2 separate regions of the Homo sapiens genome follow, and region 2 is linked to region 1. Evidence: read pairs that join two places in POLR2A ChIA-PET (ENCODE). Cell type or tissue: PC-9. All regions are shown on one strand. Each heading gives the region's core, and the rest is flanking DNA. Links, peaks and the distances in the headings are about the cores only.

Region 1 (12,526 bases), core at 6,146-8,645:
AAAGGGCTTCTAAGAACCTTAAGAGTATTGAGCTACAGCAGCTGGACATGCCCAAAGTGGAAAAAAAAACCTGTCTCAAAGAGAATTATGTGGCTTTGGGAGCACTGAATGCCCCCAGTAAGATTCATAGAAAACCCACAATGTTTGAGGGAATTGTATTAACAAGAGTATCACTAGTTCGGACTAAAAGGGACTAAGACAGTTTCAAATGAAAAGAGTACTCTGGGCCTCTGAATTTACAAGCAGAAAGCTGACCATGAAAGCTATTTAGTTGCAAAAAAATTCATATGGAATAGGAGAATCTCAGAGAGCAGAGGCAGGAGCTCAAAGAATGGAGGCAAGAGCTAAAAAGAACAATGAACTGGAGACCACCACCAGGAAGCCAAGCTAGGCCCTAATCAAGGAGCGTCTCCTATCCCCAGAGGAGGTGGACTTGACAAGATGTGCCTGGATAGATTTCAAAATTGCTAGGGACCAGAGATTTTTACATGCCTAATGGTCCTTCCTTGTTATGGATTGTGTCCATAATGTCTTGCCATTGTATGTTGGGTGTCTGCAGGTTCAAACAACTTGCCTTTTTATTTCACAAATGTTGGATGGAGAGGAGCCCCACTGACATCCAAACCTGATCTAGACCATGAGACTTTGGATAATGATCCTGATGCTATAAGTAGGGTAAGATTTATGGGGGCTTGGAGACAGGATACACATAATTTCCTGTGGAAAGAACATGAATAATTTGTGGCCAGAAGGCAGATGTGGTAGGACTTGTAATGGCTGCAATCCAATCCCACATGTTTACCCCTTTGCAATGTAGAATCTATTCCATCCCCTCAAATCTAAGGTGGTCTTTGGATTGCTTTCACTAATAGAATGTGGCAGAAGTGAGATTGTGTGAGTTTTACAGGCTAAATGCCAGGAGACATTTGACTACTGAGTTTGCTCTTTTGAAACAGACATGAGATCTGGAGCTCCAGCAGCCATCTTGTGACCAAGAGACTTCAAGCATAAGATGAAAAACAAGGATCTCCAAGAAGACAGACTGGAATTCTGGACTTCTGATGGCATTGTTGAGGCCTGAACTATAACCCCAATCACCTACTGCAAGATGAGGAAATAACACCTTATTGATTTAGGGCCTAAATTTCAGGCCAGTGGTTCTGAAAGTCTGGGACTAATTTGAACATCACCAGCATCACGTAGAGACTCATCAGAAAAGCAAATTCATGAGCCCCCGTCAGATGTGCATCATCACAAACTCTGAGCTATCTGAGGTTTAACAAATCCTCCAGGTGATTCTAATGCACATTGAAGTTTAGGAACCCATTGGCACAAGTGACTGGTTAACCTAGTACTTGTTTACTTACATCTGAGTGCAAGCTTCATTGATACCACATCTCTGAGCTTTTGCTCAAAGCCTTTTCTCTGCCTCTAATGCCCAATTTTCCTCCTCTCTGCCAGTCTTTCTTACTAAATGAATTAATTTCAATCATAGAAACCAAGAATGGCAAAAATTCAGCTGCTGCAGTTTGGCAAGGTGTATGGTTATTTTCTGAATTTGGTCTCAGCAGTCTCAGAGGGCTGGATACAAGCAAAAAGCTACAAAATTGCCCTATTTAAAAATTTTTTTTTGGTTCCAGATGGAAAACCCAGAATTAGTGTTTGTCTCTCTCCCTTTTACATTAGACCAGAAGGAGTGTTCAGTGTGTGCCAGGATTCTTCTTTTCAGCAGCCACAGGTCCCCAAGGCTCCCCTCTCATTAGGGTCACAAGCCAGGCCTGCAGCTTATCCACTGTGGGCTGCTAGCATGTCGAAGCAGACAGTTGTTTTCATTAGATTTTGCCGCATAGCAAGTCTTGCCAAATCTTGGTAGTGTAAGTGACAATAATGTATTATTTTCCTGATTCTGTAGTTGATCAGGCAGTTCTTCTGCTGGTCGGGCAGTTCTTCTGCTGGTCTTACCTGCATTCTGCTGGAAGATCAGCTGTGGACTGAGTAGCTGTGATGCTGGGCCCTTCTATCTCCACGTGGTCTTTCAGCCCAGATTTCTTTATGGCATGGTTGTGTCAGGGCAGAGTATTTAAGGAAGGAAGAGAGTAGAAGATGATCTGTGGAGTCGTGGAGTTTGATTCCTTTACCAGGAATTCAAAGCTTTGTTTGAAAGACCAATCCCCCTCCACCTACTGCTCGCTCCAACTCCCCCTACCAAATTGTCAGGTGCATATCATGGACTGTTGCTGGCTGTAAATATACTGGGAAGCTGAGTGAGTAGCTTTCTCACCTCCCTAGTAGAGGCATGCAGGGAAAAGGGGATGGGAAATGAAGGTACAGTGTGTGTCACTGATGTGAAGGTCCCTGGCTTGCCAAACAACGGGCTGTAGCAAAAAATTCTGGAGTCTAGTCTTGCTGGAATCGAGTGAGGAACATCATAGGCACCCAATCAATGTTTATGAATGAAAGCCAAGAGTGGGTGCAGAAGGAACAATGGGATGAGACTTCTTCCCATTGGGATGATCTTGGATACGTCACTTTATTCTCTAAATCCGTTTCCTTTTCTGTGAAAAAAGCAAATTACTGCATGGGGTTGTGTGGACATTAAATGAGATATTATATGTAAAAGGGTCCTCAGTGGGGCCTTTTCCCCTGAAAGGTGAGGTGGAACCTGGGGTTTGCAGCTTAATGTAGCCTCCAATGGCCAAAGGCTTGCTGTAGGCTGGGCTCCATGCTAAACCCTTTGTGTCCTTTTTTCATTTCCTTTCCATGATAGCATTCCCATTCAGATGAGAAAACTGGGGATCATAGAGGCTTTGAGAGGTTCCAGCTGGTAAGCAGAGAGCAAAGGCTCAAACCAGGTCTGTTGGGCTCCAAGCATGCACCCCTAATCACTACTCTAAATTGCTTTTACAGAAAAATAAGTCAATGCAGAGCTTCCAACACCATCAGCTCACTGTGGTTCTGCCTTCATGGGCCAGTAACTCAGCCAAAGCCTGGAGATTCTGGAAACTGCCTCCATTGCCTTTGCTGTCCCTGCCCCTCTGCTGGAAGTCGCCCACAGGTGCCAGCTGGGGCCAGCCTCCCCCAAGACTGCCTCCCCCATCAGGAGTGGAGTCCTGCCAGGTTAGCAGAGCGGCTTCCAATTAGACATCATCTCCTGCCCAGGCAGGAGGCAGAAAGCAGGCGGAGCTCAGTGGGGTGCAGGCAGTTAGAGGGTAATTAGATGTGGATGCGGAACAGCTCCCTTAATGAGAAGGCTGCTGTGGGTGAGGGACACGCAAGAGAAGCATCACTTCAGGCACCTGCCGCCACCAGCATCTGGCCCTGGGCAGGCTGGGGAAGGAAAAAAGAATTCACGTTATTTGTGGCCCAGGCTCTGTGCTGGCTACAGGGCTCCTTTACCCTCATAACACCCTCCCAAGGGCAGGAATAGCATCCTATCCTGCAGAGGAGAACACTGAGACTCAGGGAAGGAAAACACTGCTCAACCCCTCCAGGGCACACAGCTAGAATGTGGCAGACAAAGAGGTTAAGAGGTCTCAATCCCAGGTCTGAGCCCTTTCTCCTCTAGCACACCACTGCCCCCATGTTCTTCATCTGCTCTCATCCTCTGACACTAGAGCATCTGATGGGCACTCATAGTTGACACCAAGGATGATATTCAAATTATTCCTCACCTGGTATGGCAGGGCTATGACCAGCTAGAACACACCCAGGCCTTCTGGAGGCCTGAAGCAGGGTCCTGAAGGGCCCTGGTTGTGGCAAGCATTAATCCCTTGGTTGCTGGATTGTGAGAAGGATCTCAGGAGAGGGCTGGGGTGGTTGGAACAGCTGTGGTGGTAAAAATACTCAGGGGCTTGGGGGAGCAGCTTTTAACCAACTGGTATAAAAGAATCTCAGTTTTTAATAACCAGCATTGCTCTAATAACCAACACATGTCGAAAGAACCTTCATCTCCTATTGGGTCTACCCTTAAAGGTAACGTTTGCTTCTATGCCAGAGGGCTGGAACCAAGGAGGCTGCTAGTGGCATCCTGTTGAACACACCCCGCCCTTCACCCAGAGCTGGCACCCAATGCCCAAGATGAGTGACTCATGCTGTCTCCCCAGAGCAAGCAAGAGAGGGAACAGAGACTTCCCAGGCAGGAGCAGCCAGCCTCAGGGAAGCCCCCATCTGGCTGAGGCAATCTAGTCCATCTGGAAAAGGGGAGAATGTGCCAAACACTACAGCAGCTGTGCCCAAATCAAGTTCTGCAGATCCAAAAAGTTGTCCTCAGCAAAGAGGGTTCCTTGAGTAAATCTGTTTGGGAAATACCGCATGCCCCACACTCCCTCAGGACAGTCACAGCACAGATTGGCATATTCAAGGTTCTGAGAAATTCCAGGGTAAAAAGGCCTTCCGATTTTATGTAACCTCACATTTTCCAGGCACATTTAATTACAGAGCCTGCTCTTTGTTTAGCCCTAATGGGACTCAGAGGGCATGAGTTTACCTTGGGATGCAGCTTGGGAAACACCATTATAGACAGATCCCTTCTTTCATCCCAGCAGCCCAGACTTTGCCTCTCAGCCAAAGCTAATACCAAGGGTGGGTCTGTGTCCTGCTGGCAAAGGGTGAACAGATCCAGGGGAAAGGGAGGCAAGGTGTGGGGGAGTGAGTGCTGATCTGCACTCCAAGGCCCCCAAAAATGCTCCTTTACTCCCCCTGCATAGTATCCTTCCAGAAAATAATCAAAGCCAATCAATCCACAGGCTGGGAGCTCAAGAGATGCTCAGCCCTCCCTTGAGCTGGAAGAGAGGTTTAAGGCTGCAGCCCAGCCCCTGAGCACCAGGAAACAGTCCTGTTGTGGACTCCATGTCTGTGTCTTCCCAAACATCCTATGTGAAGCTCTAACCCCCAATGTGATGATATTTGGAGACGGGGCCTTTGGGAAGTACTTAAGTTTGATGAGTTAATAAGGGTGGGGCCCCCACGATGGAATTGGTGTCCTTGTAAGACCAGAGGAAGAGATGCTGGAACTAACTAACTCTCTCTCTCTCTCTCTCTCTCCCCCTCCCATGTGAGGTCATAGTGAGAAGATGGCTGTCTACAATCAGGAAGAGAGCTCTTACCAGGAACCAAATCTGCCAGAACCTTGATCATGGACTTCCAGACTTTAGAAATATGAGAATTCCTGTTGTTTAAGCCACCTAGTCTATGGTATTTTATTATGACAGCCAGAACTGACTAAGATGAGTCCCTTGGTCCCAAGAACTCTGGACTAGAATAGACATGTTCAAGTATGGGTTTTACTTCTGACCTGCTGTGTGACCTCAGCAAGTCACTTAACCTCTCTGAACCTCAGTTTCCATCGGTGTAATTGGATGATAACACTTAGATCACTGGGTTGTGGAAAGACTCAATAATGATGACAGCCACACTTATAGAGCACTAACTGTGTGCCCTGCGTGTCTGCTTGGTGTATAACCTCTGTCCTAGATTCTAGCTTTGTGCGGAGTGGACATCCCATGATGGATGCAGGGAAATAATGGGTGTATCTTAGCCTGGGTCTCCAGAAAGCAGAGCCAACAACAGAGGCTTAGCTGTGAGAGCGTGTTGCAGGGACTAGGAGCGTGTGCCAGGAGTCGCAGGCTGGCGATGGTGATGAGCTCTGAACAGAGTCAGTCCATCCCATGGGACTGCCAGAAGGACTCATCCAAAGAAGAAAGAGGGAGCGTTTATCACAGGTTCCATCTCCCCCAGGCTAAGAACGCCCCACGGGGAAGGTTCCCACCGGGCATCAACTTCCCCCATACTTCTAGGCTGTGCGTGTGTCTCAGTGGTCCCATTGTGAACTGGTACCCAGCCCAGAAATCCTTGATTTTGCTCTCCTTTCTGACACCTCAAATCTAATCTGTCAGCAAGACTGCTGGCTCTTCTCTTGAAACATTTCCAGAATCTCACTACTTTTGATCACATCCAGTGCTCCTGCCCCGGTGATAATCATCGGAATTACCAGCCTCCTAACTGGCCACCTGCTTCCCCTCTTGACCCCTCACTCTGCCCAGCAATCGGCTGATCTTTTCACAAGTAAATCAGAGCGGGTCACTCTGCAGCTTGAAACTTACAAGCCTGCAACCTACCTTCCCTTTACACCTGAGAACTTACCATGCTGAGCAGGGCCCCAAATTATACAGCCCCAAACGGGTCAGGTCTCATTTTTGTCACATTTCCCCAGGTCAATCCACTCTAGCCACACTGGATTCCCTTCTTCAGCCCACCAACCTCACGGCCTTTGTACCTGCTGTTTCCTCTGCCTGGAACAGTCTTCCCCTGGTTTTCTAAAAGGACCACTCCTTCACTGCTATCGTCTCTGCTCAAATATTTCCTTCCCAACCATTCTTTCCAAAAACAAACAAAAAACATCACCCCACCCACTGTCTACTCCCTGCCCTTCTTCTCTTGTCCTTGCAGCACTTACCCTTGCGTGGTGTCATATTATACTTTAGTCTCCAGCAAGTCTATCTGATGGAACTTCCTATAAGGATAGACATGTTCCACAACCCACGCTACTCAATACAATAGCCACTGACCACATATGGCTGTTGAGCACTTGAAATGCAGCCATTGTATCAGAGGAACTGAATTTTTAGTTTTGTTTCATTTTAAATACTTTGAATTTCCATTGCCCCGTGTGGCTAGTGGTTTCCACAGAGGATAGTGAAATTCTATAGTCTCAGTCTCCCCCAAAAGAATATTAGCGCTATGAGGATGACTCTTATCCCTTTTGTTCATAGATATGTCTAGGGCCTAACATATTTCCTTTTCTTTTCTTTTTTATTTTTATTGAGGCAGAGTCTCACTCTGTTGCCCAGGCAGGAGTGCAGTGGCGTGATCTCGGCTCACTGCAACCTCTGCCTCCCGGGTTCAAGTGATTCTCCCGCCTCAGCCTTCCAAGTAGCTGGGATTACAGGCGCCCACCACCACGCCCAGCTAATTTTTGTATTTTTAGTAGAGATGGGTTTCACCCTGTTGGTCAGGCTGGTCTCAAACTCCTGACCTCAGGTGATCTGCCCGCCTTGGTCTCCTAAAGTGCTGGGATTACAGGCATGAGCCACCGCACCCGGTGCCCTAGCACACAAAGTAGGTGCTCAAAAAAGACTGGAGAATGAGTGACTCTATTATTATAGAATTACGTTCTCTTTTTTCCTTTTACATGAATGAGGGAACTAGAACCCAGAGACGGTAAGTGTTCAGCCAGCCACACACAGTGAGTTCCTGCCCACTGAATAACTTCCCTCCTCCACTCCTGTCCACTCTGCTCCCTGGTGGCTTGTTGGCAGCAGGGAACTGATTAAAACCAATCAGCCAATTTACCCTGGAGAATCCGGGATGTGGTGCTCCAGGTCGCAGCTGGCATGGGCTGAGACTGCAGGTGAAGGCATAGGTGTCTGTGCTGCCTCCACGAGCCAGTGGGGGTGGACGGAGATCCACGGGGTGCGTGAGTCACAGGATATTGCTCAAGATGACAACAGACAAAAAACAGACTAAAGCCCAGGAGACGACCAAGTGATTACTTTTTAAATCAAGAACTCTTTACAGATTTCTGCTAGGCCAGCCTCAGGCAACAGGGGTCAAAGAAGAGTCTAGCTGGGAATTGTAAAAGGAAACAGGAAACTTGTTTCCTGCCGATTGGCAGGAAGTGTGAGCAGGAGTGGTTTATATTTGGAAAGAGAAAGGTAAGGAGGGGGACCTAGGGAGTCTCTGTGGTCTGAAAATGCTGTTGACGTGGACAGTCCACCTTGCTGAGCTCAGCGTTGCCCCGATCTCCTGGGAGTGAGGACGGGCGCGGTTCCGATGCTTCACAGCGTGAATCTGCATCTTTTATTCACCTTCTCTAAGCCTCAGTTTCCTCATCTGCACAATGAAGAGAAGGAAGCCCACCCCCCACCCCCAGGAGATGTGAAATGTCAATAGACCAGTGTATGAAGTGCCCTGCACATAGCCGGTGCTTAGCAAATGGTAGCTTATGATATTATTGTCATCAAAGTCTCCGGGTGCTGTGAAAGATAGGAAGGTCAGAAAATACTTTTCTGAGCTCGTGACAAACTGGGCCTTGGACGAGCAGGCAAGGTGAGAAGGAAGCGCCAGGCAGAGGGAACAGCCTGACCAAAGGCTCAGAGGTGGGACGGGGGGGAGCTTATTTGGGCCACACAACTGGCAGGTCCTGATTCTCACCCCACTCCCAACTATGACTTTGGGAGGCTGTCTGTCTGTCCTGCCTCCTCCTCCTCCTCCCAATGGCTATCTCGGTGGGAGTCCTAGGGAGCAGGGTGAGGGCACTGGGGGAAGGAGAGGCAGGTTTTGGCGGCTCGGGCAGGTGGCAGTGGCAAGGGCCAGAGAGAACAGGCTGTGGTCTAGTTAATCAGCCCGGACACATCTGATTACCAAGAGGGGACGAGGACAGTCCCAAGGAGGGGCAGGACATCCTACATCTCTCCATCTAGGGTTGCTAGATTTAGCAAAAACAACAGACAAACAGAAAACAGGATGCCCAGTTAAATTTGGATCTCAGATAAATAGCAAATAATTTTTTAGCATAAGTGTGGAGAAGCCAAGACATACTTCTACCGAAAAATTTATTGTTTATATGAAACTCAAAAAGTATTCATTGTTTATCCATAACTGGGCATCCTGTATGCAGGCCTAGAGCTTGGTTGACAGTGTGGCCTTCATAACCAGGGCACCCTGGGCCAGGCCTGAGACCAACCGGACCCCTCAAAGTGGCCCCCTGTTGCTCCCCAATGGGGTTCAAGGGCCAAGGTCAGACCCACCCATTTCCCACCTTTGCCCAGTATCACACCACCCCCATTCCTTTTTTTTTTTTTTTAGATGGAGTTTTGCTCTTGTTGCCCAGGCTGAAGTGCAATGGAGCGATCTTGGCTCATTGCAACCTCTGCCTCCCAGGTTCAAGCAATTCTCCTGCCTCAGTCTCCTGAGTAGCTGAGATTACAGGCATACGCCACCACGCCCAGCTAATTTTGTATTTTTAGTAGAGATGGGCTTTCTCCATGTTGGTCAGGCTGGTCTCGAACTCCTGACCTCAGGTGATCCACCCACCTTGGCCTCCCAAAGTGTTTGGATTACAGGCGTGAGCCACCACGCCTGGCACCACCCCTATTCCAACCCCCATGTTCCTGCCTCCAGAACTTTACCCTTGTCATGCCTCTGGCCTGGAGCGCATTTCTTTTTTCTTCTTTTTTCTTTCTTTTTTTTTTTTTTTATTTTGAGATGGAGTCTCACTCTGTTGCCCAGGCTGGAGTGCAGTGGTGCCATCTCAGTTCACTGCAAGCTCTGCCTCCCGGGTTCACACCATTCTCCTGCCTCAGCCTCCCGAGTAGCTGGGACTACAGGTGCCTGCCACCATGCCGGCTAATTTTTTGTATTTTTAGTAAAGACGGGTTTCACCGTGTTAGCCAGGATGGTCTTGATGTCCTGACCTCGTGATCTGCCTGCCTCAGCTTCCCAAAGTGCTGGGATGACAGGCGCAAGCCACCACGCCCAGCCAAAGCACATTTCTTTCACTGTCTCCCCTACTTAATTCTAACTTTCCTGCCAGATAGAACTCACTTCAGTCCTCACCTTCTTGACCTCCTAGACGAGTTCCCTTGTTCTTAGTGTATCTTACAGCCCTGAACCTTCCTTTGGCTGCATACAGACACCATTCTGTTTACCTGTGAAACCCTCTGGTTTTGGTCCACACATCTTTGGCTTCCCATGCTACCCTGTGCCTGGGCCCAGACCCAGCGTTAGCAAGTACTCTGGCCATTTTTATTGTGTGAATGAACAGGAACTATTCCAGGAAATGGGAGGAGGCAGATAAGGAAGGTCTGAAGCACCCATGTGGTTGCCTCACATCTTCCCCAGAGAACAGGATCCTTACCAAACCACTGACCTGGCCTTCTGTCTCCAGGCAGGACAGGAGCCCATGGCCACGGTCAAGGGGACAGAGCTCGTGAGGGAGGCCAAGAGCTGACATCCCAGCTCTGCACCCCCGCCATTGTTCACTGTGGGCAGCCCTCGACCGCCCTCTGAGGCCCTACTACTCCCCTAAGTAATGCTGACCCTCACCCCCCCAGCTCTGCCTACTGTGAGTCTTGTCCCTGAAAACTGCATATTCTTTTGAGAGGGACATTGGTCTCCCCTGCCCCGGGAGGCTACAATCTCTGGACAGCCATAGGCAGCCAGGGCCTGTCCATCTTCTGTCCTCAGCTGCTCGCGCAGTGTCTGCACTTAGCACGAGCTCAGTGGTTAGCGGTAGGGTGAATGAATGAGTAAATAGCACATTTCCTCCACATCGTGTCAGTTTGTCAGGGACTGGGGGAAAGGGAGAGAGGCAGCAGTGGCAGATGGCCATTGGGACCAGGAGTAGGGACTAAAAAGGGAAGATGATGAGCACAGGGAAGGAGCCTGATCCACAGGCACGCTACTCTACGTTGATGTCATCTTGGACGAAACCCAGGAGGACTGGCTTATCACAAATTATGTCTCCCCAGGCTAGCGTTATCATCTGATTTCGAACAAATTACAGAATTAAGGGGGTGGGGCTGGGCCTGTCCTATATTTGGCTCTGGCATATCAGCGGAGCCAGTGAGCGTCTTCTGGGCTCGTGCACGCAAACCTGATTAAGGTCAGTTTGGGCAGGAAAGTCGCATGCTCCCCCAGATGGCCAAGGATCTCACAGACAGGAGGTGGAGGCAGGGAGGAGCCAGTCAGCCTGAGACACACGCACCTCCAGCCGCCAGTCCGCCAGTTCCCACTAACTCAAATGATGTAGCTGTGGCTGGGTGGGGGGCGGCAGCTGGCAGATGCTGTGTTGACAGAAGGTATTTCTAGCACCTCTGATGAGGACCAGATTATGCCCAGCATCCAGGGAGGTTGGGAGCGTGTGCAAGAGAAACCAAGGAGGTGGGAATGAGTACATCTTGTAGAAAAGGAGGGGGAGGCTGGGAGGTGGGAGAAGCTGGGAGCGGGGGCTGCGGTGGTGTGAATTAGAGCAGGGCTTCTGATTTCTCTTGCAGCCTTAGCTCTTGCTACCTGTAGAGGACATCTGGTGTTTTTGTCTGCTTAACATTTATTTCCTTCCTTCTGGAAACGTCATCCTGATTTGGCTTTGAGGAAATACCCTGCCTCCACTCTTGGCCCATGTAGCCCAGGCAGGGCCGACCCCACCCCTCAGATTCACAGGTGGGCCCAAGCCTCAGCCTGGAGTACAGCCCTGAGTGCAGGGCCTGACTCAGGGATGGCTTGGCATAGAAGCTGGGTCAACCAGTGTCAGCACTGAGACTGTGGTTGGAATGACTGGGAAATCAATATTTTTTCCCAATTGAGACTGAAGCAGGGAGCAGGGAACCCCTAAGATGTGGCTAGGCTCTATCTCAGAAAAAAGCCAGTGCCAAAGAAAGCAGAACAAGAAAAATGAAACAAGAAAGAAGAAATCGAAATGACATAGTTTGAGCACCTGGATCCAGCTGCACCTGAAGCTCATCTCTTGGACTCTTCTGAAAACACGAGCAAAAAATCCCCTTTCAGCTGAATTTCTGTAATTTTCACCCCCCCACCAAAAAAAACTTGATTATTTTTAGTCCTACACTCACGCCATATGAGCCTAGTTGCAGGTTCTCAGAACAGATTGAACACCACCCCCTCCAGATTGTTACTCGGGCTGTAACCTCTCCCAGGAATACCATCCCAGTCTCACAGTCTCTTGTTAAAACGCTACTCTACCCTTCACTCAAATGTCACCTACTTCAAGGCACATCCCAAGATGCTGCATTCAAGATGTTTCCTCTTTGACGCTCCCAGAGCTGACTGAGTGGACCTTTGTTATGGGGCGCGGGGCAATGGAGCTGAGGCTGCACCATGTTTGTGAGTATTTAACCCTCTCTTCATTGAGCCCAGCACTGTGCCAGGAGCTTAACAAGTATGTTCTCCTTTCATCTTCACACCTGCTCCTTGAGGTAGTATCTCTACAATCTCTATCCCGCTGGTGCACCGTTGACCCAGGGAGGCTGAGAGACATGCTTCATGTCGAAGGTAAGAGCCTGGATCAGGCCTGCAGAGTTCCATCTCTAGCCTGCCATGTCATGCTGGCCTCTGGCCTCATTTGCCTGCCAGGGTCTTTCTCCCACCTTTTACTGCAGTGACCAACGTGAAAAGTGGAGGGCTTAAGAGTGTAAACTCTGGAGTCACCCTGCTTGGGTTCAAATGCAAGCTCAACTTCCCAGGAGCTGTGTGACCTTGGGCAAATAACTCCTCTGAGCTTCCCTTTCTTTTTTAAAAAATCAGAATAAAATACACTTAATGTAAAATTTACTGTCTTAACCATGTTTAAGCGTACAGCTTAGTAGCATGAACTACATTCACACTGCTATGCAACCATCACCACCGCCCAGCTCCAGAACTCTTTATCTTGCAAAACTAAAATTTTGTACCCATGAAACAATGACTCCTCATTCCCCCAAGTCCCAGCCCCTGGCAGCCACCATTCCAC
Region 2 (12,526 bases), core at 4,523-7,022, 61 kb before region 1:
GAAGGGACTCCTCTTGGCAGTTGGTCCAGCTCTGGGCTACCTTGTCCATCCTGAGCCCTAGGAAAGAAAACAAAAGGAGCCTTGCAGTGCAGGCCTGTGTGGTCCAGAAAAAGAAAGGTAAAATCTCCCATGGCTGCTGCTTTCGGTCCGACAGGCATCAGGCTGAGCTACTCGGGCTGCTTTTCCCCTCTGGGTGAGGATGCACCAACACGAACATACAGAGCGGCTGCTTCTACACAAAGGGACCCCAGGAGAGCAGGAGAGGCATTTGTGGGACGTCACGGGGAACTTGTTGTCCACCTGGAAGGGGCTGCCAAGTCAGACTCTTCTTTGGGGAGAGGAGACAGGTAGCGCCCCTGTGGGGTGCCAGGGTTTGGCCATCACTCAACGACGGCCGGGCCGGTGCCTTAAGGAGCTCGGGGAAGGAGAACACACCTGCGCAGCATCAGCCCAGTTCTAGTGTGAGTCATCACCAAGTAGCTGATGGCAGCTGTGGAACAAGAGCAGGTACAGGATGGGGGCCCCAGTTGGGAGAGAAGAGTGGAAGAGGCATGTTTGGGGTGAGAGCTGGAGGCATGAAAAGGTGGAGGGACGTGGAGGGTACGTGCTCCTTACAACAGCAACTGCAGCCAGTCAGCCTGAGCACAGGGCCCTGGGAGTTTGGGAATGGAAGACACAGGGCTGAGTGAGAAGGTGGAGGTGAGCTTCCTCATTACAGGGGCCAGGAAATGCTGACGAATAAACAGCCATTGTTTACTGAGCCGTTGCTGCATGCCGGGCGCATAGCCAGGCCTTCACACACAACAACAATGGCATTTGCTAGGTGCTGGGCACATTCTGAGCACGTCACGGCACTCACTCACGTGGCTCTCACAAATCAGAGGGCGGAACAGACCACAGAGAGGTTAAGTGGCTAGTCAGAGGTCAGCCAGGATCAGGACTCCTGACCCCCTGACCCCTGCCAACTACAGCTTCTCCAGATATGACTGCCCGGTAGATATTCTCCCCACTTTATGGACGAAGAAACTGAGGCTCGGAGGGATTAACTGAGCAGGGAAGGAGCGCTCTCATTGTGCCAGGCTCCGTGCTAATCACGCTCCCATATGTTATTCCCTCCATTCTGGCCACAGCTATATGAGGTGGAGATTATGATCCCCAGGTTACAGAGGAGAAAACAGGGGGCGGGGAAAGGAGGGATAAGTCATTTGCCAAGATTTGATCGAAGAATCAGCATGAAGCCTGTGGAGTTTTCAGGGATCCTCATTCCCTCAGGGAGCCACAGCTACAGCACCCACATTTCAGGCCCCAGTAATCCCCCCCAGGCCTGGGGGTGAGATGGGCGGGGTCCCAAAAAGACCCTTCTCCTCCAGAGCCCAAGTCACTGCACCCAGCCACTTCCTGCTGCAGGAAATGCAGACCAGGACGATTCCCGTTCCCCAGGGCTGCAGGAGGAGTCCAGGGGAAGGGGCTGTGTGGAAGGCTGCAGAATCCAAGTTCAGGAAGGAAAAGCATCCTCTCCAGGGTCTGGGTTCCGATTCTGGCTTAACCTTTGCGGTCTGTGAGCTGATCAGAGCCTCAGTTTCCTGTCAGATAAGAATAGTCACCCTCCCCGCCTCGGGGAGGAACTGTGAGGACCAGATAGAAAGGGCCCCGGGTACAGTGCTGCTCTGGCCAGACCCCAGGAGTAAAGTCTGAGATGAGGATTCCTGTACAAGGGATGCATCAAGGGTGTGCTCCTGGGGGAGCTGGTGAGGGCGAGGGAGGCACCCAGCCAGGGTACATGCAGGAGGCTGGGGAGGGGTGCCCACAATGTAGATCACGCCTCTGTGTTGGTCAGACTCAAAGCAAGGCCCTCTGCCACTGGCCAAGCGTCCCACCCTGGCTTCCAGTTCTCTGCACTCAGGGTCAAAGTGGCTCCAGCAGCCTGAAGGCCATCAGACGCCAAAGCACACAGAAGCCAGGGGTGGGGCGGGGCACTCAGAGTTGGTAAGCAGCATCCAAGGGGATTTGGGTGCAGCACAGATGCTGTCGCCTGTGCCTGACACAGAGCAGATGCTCATTAAACAGGGTCAGTAACTGCTGGCACCCACAGAGCTGGGACAAGGACCCTTGGGCCTGGGTCAAATCGTGTGGCCACTCAGCCTTGGCAGGTGTATCGGTTTTCTGTTGCTGCTGAAACAAATGACCACTCCCCTCAGTGGATTAAGCTGATATTCATGGATTGCATTCTCTTAATGGTTCTGGAGGTCAGAGGTCAAAAATCAGGATGGCAGCAGGGGTGAGCTCTTTCTGAAGGCCTCGGGAGAATCTGTTTCCGTGCCTTTTTCAGTTTCTAGGAGCTGCCTGCATTCCTTGGCTTGGGGCCCCTTCCTCACATCCCTCCAGCCTTCACTTGCAGCATTACCTCTCCTGCTGGATCTTCTGGCCTTCCCCTTGTGATAACACTGGGCCTGTTCTGATAGCACAGGATACCCTCCCCATCTGAAGACCCTTAGCTGAATCACAGCTGCAAAGGCCCATTCTACCATGTTAGGTAACATATTCACAGGTTCTGGGGATGAGGATGTGGACGCCTTTGTGGGCCACTACACAGTCAACCATAGCAGGGAAAGGACAGGGACCTCAGCCTCCCCCAAGATGGATACACAGCCCTGCCTTTGTCTCAAGGGGACAGCTCTACTCCAGAGCTCCCTGTGGGATGGGGCTGAGACTAGACTTCAACTGGACCCACATCTTTGCCTGGCTTCTTCCCTTACTTTCTTGTTTCTTTTACCCCTATAGGTTTCACCCCAGACACCCCCTGCAAACAATAAATTACTTGCATAAGGCTCCCTGCTTCTGGAGAACCTGACCATGTCACTTTGTAACATTATCCCCATTTCACCGACCTGGAAGCTGAGGTGCAGAGAGAATGATTATATCTTGCCCAAGGTTACACAGAGAGTCAATGGCAGAGCTAGGACTGGACCCCAGTCTCTCAATTCTCAGTTCTGGGCTCCCCATCCCTCCTGTTTGTCTAAGGGCCAGCGAGGGGGTCTGGGGAAGATCAGAGAGCCAGTCCCCACATAGCTCACCATTCTCAGGGTTGTCATGGTGCTGCTGAGCTGGCTACCTGCCGTCCAGAGCCTTTTTCTTCCTACCTCTTCTAAGTCCTTTGTTAAGGAAGTGCACTTTGAAGAGACTTCTGGCTGTTTTGCTTTGAATTTCCGCAGCAGCTCTTTTGCCCCAAATCCTGGCAGCTTGGCTTGAGAATAGACTGTTCATCCAGTTGCCTGGGATGGTGTGAGAGGGGTCTGCTAGTCCTGGAGCGGGAGGCCGAGACAGAGGCAGGCCACCCCATGCCCTGAACCCCCTTCAGAAGACCCAGGCCACAACACAGCAATGGTCCGAGCTAAGACAACTCAAGTCTTGTGCTGCTGATTTTCGGTCTCTCCCCACTCCATCCCTTCCTTTCTCTGCTCCAGGTCCCAGTTGCATCTGTGGACCATGGGCTCTCTGCCTTCTGGCCTCTGATGGCTGCAGCCAATGGAAGGCCCCGGCAGGAGAGACTGGTGTTTATTCCTCCCGGATCCTTGCCCTTTCAGGCCTAGGGTTGGGCACAGCTTCCCAGTGATGCTAAGCCCCCACTGCCTCTCCATCCCTTCTCATGTGTGATAGGCAGTCATGGCCCTCAAGTTGTCCATGTCCTAATCCCTGGGATCTGCGAACCTGCCACCTTATATAGCAAATGAGACTTTGCAGATGTGATTAAATTAGCCGGGTGCAGTGGCTCACACCTGTAATCCCAGAAGTATGGGAGGCTGAGGCAGGCGGATCACTTGAGGTCAGGAGTTTTGAGACCAGCCTGGCCAACATGACAAAACCTCGGCTCTACTAAAAAATACAAAAATTAGCTGGGTGTGGGGGTGGGCGCCTGTAATCCCAGCTACTTGGGAGGCTGAGGCAGGAGAATCGCTTGAACCTGGGAGGCGGAGGTTGCAGTGAGCTGACATCATGCCACTGCACTCCAGCCTGGGTGACAGAGCAAGACTCCATCTCAAAAAAAAAAAAAAAAAAAAGATTTAAAAAGATGTGATTAACTGACTGATCTTTAGATGGAGAGATTATACTGAATTACCCAAGGAGTGGGGGGCTGATGATGTAATTAGGGTCCTCATAAGAGGGAGGCAGGAGGGCCAAGGTGATCTGATGATGGAAGCAGAGGTGGCAGTTATGTGGCCAGGAACCAAGGTAAGCCAGGAGAGGCAAGCGATGAATTCTCCCCGGGGCCTCCAGAAGGAACCAGCCCTGCTGACACCTTGATGTTAGCATTTGGGACTTGTGACTTCCAGAACTGTAAGGAAATAAGTTTGTGTTGTTTTAAGCCACTAAATTTGGGGTAATTTTTTACAGCAGGACTGGGATATTAATACGCTGCACTTCTGTAAATACCTTCTTAATTAAATTATCTTCAGTTAAAGCCTCAAATGTGTTTTGTATTTCCTGCCAGGACCTGAGTCATACAACTACTGATATGTGTCAGAAATGGTGTCAATTATTTTATTTATCTCTCATCGCCCATGTTGCTGGTGGGGAAGGTGGGACTTATGTCCCACAGTCCATAGTAAGAGGTGGCATCCAACCCTCTGGCTCCAGGACCTGAGTCACAACCCGGCAGGCTGCTGCTCGTCACTGTTAAAGGAGAAGCCGATAGCAAGGGAAGGAGCCCTCATGAAAGTGAGAACCACCCGCACCCCAACCCCGAAGGACACAGGCCCAGGGTCAAGTTGGGTGGGGCGAGTGCAGCCCAGCTGTTCAGGGGCATGAACATTTCACTTCTTGCTTCTGAGAACTCAAAAACACACCCAGGTGCTTTTCAAGGTTTAGCTGAACCCAAGGAACAGCATTTGAATTGATAACTCTCAACCCTCAGTTTCCTCTTCCACAAAATGGGAATTTAAATGCCCATCTTGTAGGGTGGCATTGTGAAAATTAAAGTACACATGAGGAATGATGACCACATGGTAATTACCCAATAAATGGTGATCACTCTTATTTTAGCATCTATCATAGATGCTAAAACTCTAGCACAGTTCTAGGTACTGGGGATAAATCAGAGAATAAAATGGACAAAACTCCAACCCTCATGAGATGTTCATTTTGGTGACCTGAAACAGACAATAAACAAATAACTACATTTTGTTTGGAGACTATGTTGCCCAGGCTGGAGTGTAGTGGCCTGATCACAGCTCACTGTAGCCTGAATCTCCCAGGCTCAAGTGATTCTCCTTCCTTGGCCTCCCAAATAGCTAGGACTACAGGCATGGGCCACCACACCTAGCTAATTTTTGAAAAGTTATTTATAGTGATGAGGTTTCACTATGTTGCTCAGGCTAGTCTGGAACTTGCGGGCTCAAGTGATCCTCACAGCTCAGCCTCCCAAAGTGCTGGGATTAAAGGCATGAGCCACCATGCCTGGCCAACTAAATTATTGAGTGGGTCAGAGGATGGTAAGAGGCGGAGGGTAGGGCATTGGAGGAGGGGGATGCTGTGATTTTACATAGATTGGTCAGGGGCAACTTCGCAGACAAGATGACGTTGGTTTTTGAGCATCTCCTCGTTGTTTCATCTATTGACGTGCTGATGTCCTTGTATTTGCTTCAGTATAATTGGTGCTAATGGATGGCTGTCTCTTGAACCCTGGGTGAGGTAAGGATGAAGGCTCAGTGTGCCTCGTGTATGTGTGAGGATGGGTGTGCTCCCCAGCTTTCCCTTCCCCCGCCAGCCATTTACTGACTCTGAGCCTTTGCCCAAGCTTTGCCCTCCGCCTGACATGCATCCCTCCCCTTGCCAAATGCTCTCCCATCCATCAAGTCCGCAGCACACCCTCTCTTATTGTCCTTGGTGCCCTCCCCGTTCCTTGGGAAGAACTGAGGGCCCCTTCCATGCGTTCAAGCAATTCTCCTTCTTCAGCCTCCAGAGTAGCTAGGATTACAGGAGGGTACCACCATGCCCGGCTAATTTTTGTATTTTTGGTAGAGATGGGGTTTTGCCATGTTGGTCAGGCTGGTCTGGAACTCCTGACCTTGGGCGATCCGCCCGCCTCAGTCTCCCACAGTGCTGGGATTACAGGCATAAGCTGCCATGCCCAGCCTCATGCATTCTCCTAACACACCTTTATTTTTTTATAGATGAGGAAACTGAGGTACAGAGAGGCTAAGGCCATTCATGTGAACCCACAGAGTCTGACTGCAGAGTAGAGCTCTAAAAATGATCTAATTTTGAAAAGTTAATTTGTGCATACGGCACAAAATTCAAAAGATACACAAAGTAATGGAATGAAAATTTAGTCTCGCTCCCAGGGAGTATCCACCACAGGTATTTTTGTTGGAATGTCCTTCCAGAGATAATCTGTGTAAAAACATACATGTATTTGAAATTTACATTTAACGCAAATGGGAGAACAGCAGCTTTGCATGGCCCCTTGCCTTTTCCTGCAGGTAGCGGCATCTGTCTTGAGATGGCTCTATATCCATGCACACAGGCTGCCGCTCCACCGCTGCTCCATGCAGTGCAGGGAGAACTTGGGGCTGGAGGGCTGAGCCCGTGGTTCAAAGCATGCACACAGCATTGAGCAGCCATGCCTATCCTGTGGTCCTGGCCTCCCTGAATGCATAGTGGAACAGAAGCACCCTAGAAGGTCACCACGACCCCATCAGAACCCAAGCATGGCACTTCCTTTCCTGCCCTCTGTCCCTGGTCAGAAGGCACTGGCTGTTCCTGGATGTGTTTGTCAGAACAGTAGAGGATAGAGAAGACATACATCTACAAGTCTCTCATTCAAAAGAGAGGCTCCAGGGAGACCATCCCAGGCCCCAAATAACTCCAAGGTAAAAGCTGGTGTACAGCAAGGAAAACAGGAGAGGCACTTTGGTCGTTATCAGGTTATCTGTCTGGGACAGGCAGGTGAACTTGATGTCCAGTAAAAATTCCTACACTCATGCCTCTGGGTCCTAATTTCTGATCTCTGGGCCTCTGAGGCACAGACCCAGCCCTCACGGTCCTTGCACCTGCTTCAGAAGCAAGTCATTTCTCAGCCTCCTGGGCAGCTGCTGGCCGAATTGCAGAATCATTGCACTGTGAACCCCAAGAGGTCCTCTCACCTAGCTGTTTTTTAAGACATGGGCCCTGTGCAGTCCAGTTCACTGCTCTGCTAGCTTTTTTTCCTTGAATGTCTCCAGTGACAGGAATCTCATGCCCTTTCAAAGGCATTTAGGGGAATTCCTCGCCACCAAATATCAGAACTAGAAGACATCTTAGGAATCTCTTTGCCAACCCCTTTATTTTTTCTAATTATACTTTTTCCTGCCTTGTACCTTATCCAGTACAGACCTAGCTCTCTTCTTCTGGTGGGTGTATTTATTTTCCTTTCATTTAACATTTTTTTAACTGCTACATAATATTTGTACATATTTATGGGGTGCATGTGATATTTTGTTACAGGCATAGAGTGTGTAATGATCAAGTCAGGGAATTTGGGGTATCCATTATCTCGAGTGTTTATCACTTCTATGTATTGGGAATATTTCAAGTCCTCTCTTCTAACTATTTTGAAATATCCAATACCTTCATTAGCTGTCCTCACCCTACTTTGCTATCGAAATGGCTGGCTTTATAATTGCTGCAGTGTGGGGAAGGTCCTCTTTCTTGAAGGAAAAGCACCACCAAAGTAAAGAGCGATTCTGGCTTAGTTCAGGTTTCCATAACAAAATGCTACCAACTGAGTGGCTTAAACACAAGACTTTTGTTGCTCCCAGTTCAGGAGGCTCGGAAGGCCAAGATCAAGATGCCAGTGATTTGGCATCTGGGTGAGGGCCCTCTTCCTGGTTTGCAAATTGTTGCTTCCTGCCTCTCCTTACAGGGTGGATGATCTCTCTCTTCCTCTCTCTCTCTCTCTCTCTCTCTCTGTCTTTTCTGTCTTTCTTATAACAGCACTAGTCCCATTCCTGGAGACTCTACCCTCATGACCTAATCACCTCCCAAAGGTTCCACCCCCAAATATCATAGCATTAGGGACGAGGGCTTCAACATTGGAATCTGGGGGGACACAAACATATTTAGCCAATAGCAAATCCCTACTCCCCACCCTAGCTGTCCTCTCCAACTCCACCCAGCCAGGATGGGAAGTACCTGGCAATTGTGCTACTCCCTGGGCCTGCAAACGCTTGGCTCCCGTTGCTAATCACACTCAGATGCAACCTGAGTCTTCTCAACACGGCACTCTAGGAGCTGCTCCAATCACTGGGAATTGGCATGGAAGATGACACCCCTGCCATCCTGCTCCTTCCACCGAGGCAGCCCTGCAGATGAGAGAGTTTCCAAACCCACCCGCCTGCAGGGTTGTTTCCAGTCCAACCAGACCAAAGGCCTCTCACGGCCCTCAAACCGCCTGAGCCCCTGCCCCTGGCTGCCTGTGTCGGAGCCGCCTGCTGTGGAAGCCACCTTCCCACACAGTTCAGTCTTCATCATGCCTCGCTTCCCAAATGCCATACTCCACCCCAATCTCCAAAAATGGGTTCAGCCTCTTCCCCAAGTCTGGAGCGCCCTTCTTGGTCTTTTCTGTGTATCCAGATCTCCAACCTTGGAGGGCGCCTTTACATGCAGCCGAGGTTGAACCACTGCTAGGTGATCTAAGAGAACTTTCCACACACACCCTCAGTTTGTACCACAGTCAGACCTTCCTGCGAAGTGCTTTTATGGGTTTGTTTATTCATTGACCACGCTTACTAAGGGGCCACATGTTGATCAGAGTATTTACCTGGGGCCAGGTGCCACGCTGAGACTTACTCACTTCATCCCATTAAATCTTCATGACATTCCTATAAAGTAGGTATTCTTATAAGCCTGGTTTTTGGGAAATGGAGGCTAAAAGCTTGATGGGCTTATCAAAGTTGCCTAACTGGTCAGCAGCAACCCCAAGATTTGAGTCCCAGCCTGACCCCAGAGCTGGCATGGGTGGCCCCATCTCTGCACAGCCACACCCTCATGGGTATAGCTCCCCATTCTCTTCACCTGTTGTGTCCCATGCACCCTTCAGACTTCAGCTTGGCAGGGAAGGGGGCCCTCTCTGACCTGAGTCCCAGACACACTTTCACTGAGAGAGCACTTGTCACTGTGGCCATTTTTATTTATTCGTGTCATTATTTGAGTCACGGCTGTCTCTTTCTGCCCCCTCCACAGACCATAAGTTCCACGGAGGCTGGATTATGTCTGCTTTTTACTGCCTTTCTCAGGGTTCTTTAGCAGAATGCCTGGCACATGTTTGTTGGATGGATGGATGGACGATGGATAAGAAAAGAAGGAAGAAAAAAAGAAGGAAGGAGGGAAGGGAAGGGAAGGGAAGGGAAGGGAAAGGAAGGGAAGGGGAAAAGAAGGAAGGAAGCAGATTCTAGATACAAATTCCAGCTTCCCAGCCAGCCAGCCACAACTTTAAAGACAGAGACCCATTTCTACTTCTCTAAGCAGCAGGGATCTCAAGCAAAGGACAGAAGCTACAGAGGCAACTTTGCTTCCTGGCTATGTGACCTTAGGCAAATGCTCCAGCTCTCTGAGCCTCACCTGCAAAATGGAGATGGTAGTACTCACTTATAGGAAGGTAGTGAGGATTAAATGGAAGCAGGAGGAGGAGCTCCCTGTAAACAGCAAGAACTTGCCCACAGTGAGTTATGATTATGCTTCCAGATTTCCCTGAGCCTGGTGCCTCTCACAGGGGCTCCATCAACAGTAGCCATCTCTCCCCACCCCCCGCACACTGTGTGCCATTAGCTTATTAGCCTTGGTAGTGAGGGCAGCCTGTGCAAATCCAGGGGAGAAGCAATCTAGGAGTGGGCTTGTGAGTGGGCTCCCCCCATGGGCTCGTTTTTCCCAGACCTTCCCGAGGGCTGCTAAGACTCTGATGAGAAGATGGTAAAGGAGTAGAGTGGAGCATGGGTTCTGAGCACTGCGGTTGAACTGGGAGGTGCAGGGATGAGATCGTCAGAGGCAATGTGTCCAGTAAAGCCCTCTCTCCTGCCACCCTCCTGTTAGTACCTGGCTCACCTTCTGCCTGACTGGGCATGGCACTGATTCTTATCAGCAACCAATTGTCAGGACCCCAGGTCAGAGGCCCAGTGCTAAGTAACCAGTCAGCTTTGGGACCCTGAGTTTGTTTAGGGGACCTCCCTCAGCCTCAGATCAATGCATGAAGGATGATGACCTCTAGGGCAGGGGTCTTGAACTTCCTTTCCAGGTCAGGACCAGCCCTCCTCACTTCTCCCATCATCCAAGGACAGGTAGCTTTGCTGATAGATCCTTCCAGGAGCTCTCCGGAGCCTTGGTTTTCTCATCTGTAAAATGGGATAAGGCCCAGCTCACAGGCTGACCTGTGCACCCAGTGAGTTCTTCTAGGAAAGAGCATGATACACAGGAAGGGGAAGTGCCTGTACCCAGGCTCTTGCCCTCCTTTGGTTCCCAGGTAACCCTCAAGCCCGCATCCCTGGAGCAGCAGACCCAGGTGAGAGGTCAACGCCGGCAACCCCGGGCCTCTCCTTTCCTGCGAGGCCCAGCCTTCAGCAAAGGCTGTGAAGCTGACTGCAGTTGCCTCGGCAGCAGCCTGGTGCTGAGGTCAACACTGTCATCTTGCTGGAGTATGGGAGTCGGTGCAAACATGGCTTCTCGTCAGCCAGGAAGACGCCCAGCCTGGCACAACCTTCGGTTCTGACTCCCATCACCTCCTGTTGACAGCGTCTGGCTGGCATCCTAATCGCTCATTGGACAAATTGCCAGGGCAGCGGTAGACAGCTGGCATGTGTTAACTCGCTCAGTCCTCACAGCGATCCCATGGGGAAGGCGGTTATCATCCCCGTTATTGTACGGCCAGAGAAACAGTGGCACAGAGGAGTGAAGTGGCCTCAGGATTGGCACTGAGGCAGCCCTGGCTCTGGGGGTTGAGGCCCTCAACACTGCTCTAGATCAGAGGTCTCATAGGATTTGTCTGTTAAAACCCCAGCTGCGGGGCCCACCCCCTGTGCTTCGGATCCAGTAGGGCTGAGACTCATAGGGCTGGGGCCTCACTGCTCAGAGAGTGGGGAGCTGCAGCACCCAGTGCTGGTCGGAAATGCAGACTCCCAGGCCCCACCCTGGTCCTCTCAATTGGAATTCAATTAGAATTCACATTTTAGCAAAATCCCAGGCAATTTGTGAGCCCACTACAGCTTACAAAGCTGACTCTAAACCACCGCATGGACAAGGACCCGTTACTTCTGGGGCTTACATACCTGTGTGGGAGGCAGAAACAAATATATGAGATCATCTCAGAGGGCAACGTGTTCTATGAAGGGATAAAACAGAGCCACGAGGAGTCAGGCACTGGGGGTGGTCTGTGCTGTTTTAGGAAGAATGGTCAGGGGAAGCCTCTCTGAGCTGGTGACACTGGAACTGAGGCCTGAGGGAAGAGGAGAGGCCAGCACTTCACAATCAGAGGAAGAGCGCTTACAGCCTGGGAGGGGCACTGAGCTGCCACCCCCAAACAAGCGAGGGACTCAGACACAGACATGGTGCAAGCTGGCAAGATGGGTGCACTGAAGACAGATGTAGAGGAAATGCTGAGGGCCGGAGGGATGGCTGGGCCTCAGGGTCAGGCACCAGAGATTCAGATGCAGATGAAACCCAGGCCCCACACCATAGGGAGATTAAGTTAGGAATACAAAATTGATAAAACAACGCAGAAGGTGCCAAGTCAGGGAGGGACAGAGATAAGATTTATGGAAACTTGATGTCCCCTGAGTGATTGGACCACTTGGTGCCCGGCACAGTGCTGTGAGCTTTCTCTCTCTGTCTCACACAGGCACACAATGCACACACACACACACATGGCTGTCACACAACACACACACACACACTTATCACACAATGATTAAGAGCAGGGGCACAGGCATGGTGGCTCACATCTGTAAGTCTCCCAACACTTTGGGAAGTCGAGGTGGGCAGATCACTTAAGGTCGGGAGTTTAAGATCAGCCTAGCCAACAAGGCAAAACCCCGTCTCTACTAAAAATACAAAAATTAGCCGGGCGTGTTGGTGGGCACCTGCAATCCCAGCTACTCGGGAGGCTGAGGCAGGAGAATCCCTTGAACCCGGGAGGTGGAGATTGCAGTGAGCCGAGATGGGAGATTATGCCACTACACTCCAGCCTGGATGACAGAGTGAGACTCTGTCTCAAGTGAAAAAAAAAAAAAAGAAAGAAAGAAAAGAAATAAAAGCAGGGACCTGGAGCCAGGCTGCCCTCCACACAGTCCCAGTCCCATCTTGACTACTGATTAGGTCCTTGTGCCTGTTCCTTCACTTCCCTGTACCTTGGTTCCCTCTTCACAGATGGGAAATAAGAACACCAGCCTAATGGGGTTGATGTGAGGATTAGGTATTTGTAAAGCCTTTCAAACAGTACTTGGCATCTAGCAAGTACTATGTGAATATCAGCCACTGTGATTCTTTTATCCTCTGACCCTAT

Evidence for each region. Peaks named below come from ENCODE experiments on the same cell type or tissue, not always from the same donor. Only the 100,000 strongest peaks of a DNase experiment are listed, where the experiment ranks them.
Region 2: POLR2A ChIA-PET joins it to region 1 with 20 read pairs; 3 of 35 experiments call an interaction of 5 or more read pairs at or near these places.

The regions. Positions count from the first base shown.
Region 1 is chr11:45,038,630-45,051,155 of GRCh38, forward strand. It overlaps LOC105376650 (a long non-coding RNA gene), which reads left to right. Exons shown (of 3, transcript XR_931237.3): 2 at 2,908-3,117; 3 at 5,066-5,424. Among named protein-coding and RNA genes, the nearest start is that of LINC02685, 71 kb to the left of the region's middle. RefSeq lists enhancers at 2,703-3,204, 10,749-11,248 and a silencer at 12,138-12,325. In PC-9, for the core only: no CTCF peak of the experiment used is centred there; a DNase peak (open chromatin) is centred at 7,497.
Region 2 is chr11:44,979,327-44,991,852 of GRCh38, forward strand. No RefSeq gene overlaps it. Among named protein-coding and RNA genes, the nearest start is that of LINC02685, 12 kb to the left of the region's middle. RefSeq lists an enhancer at 10,304-11,193. In PC-9, for the core only: no CTCF peak of the experiment used is centred there; no DNase peak of the experiment used is centred there; H3K27me3 peaks cover 818 bases.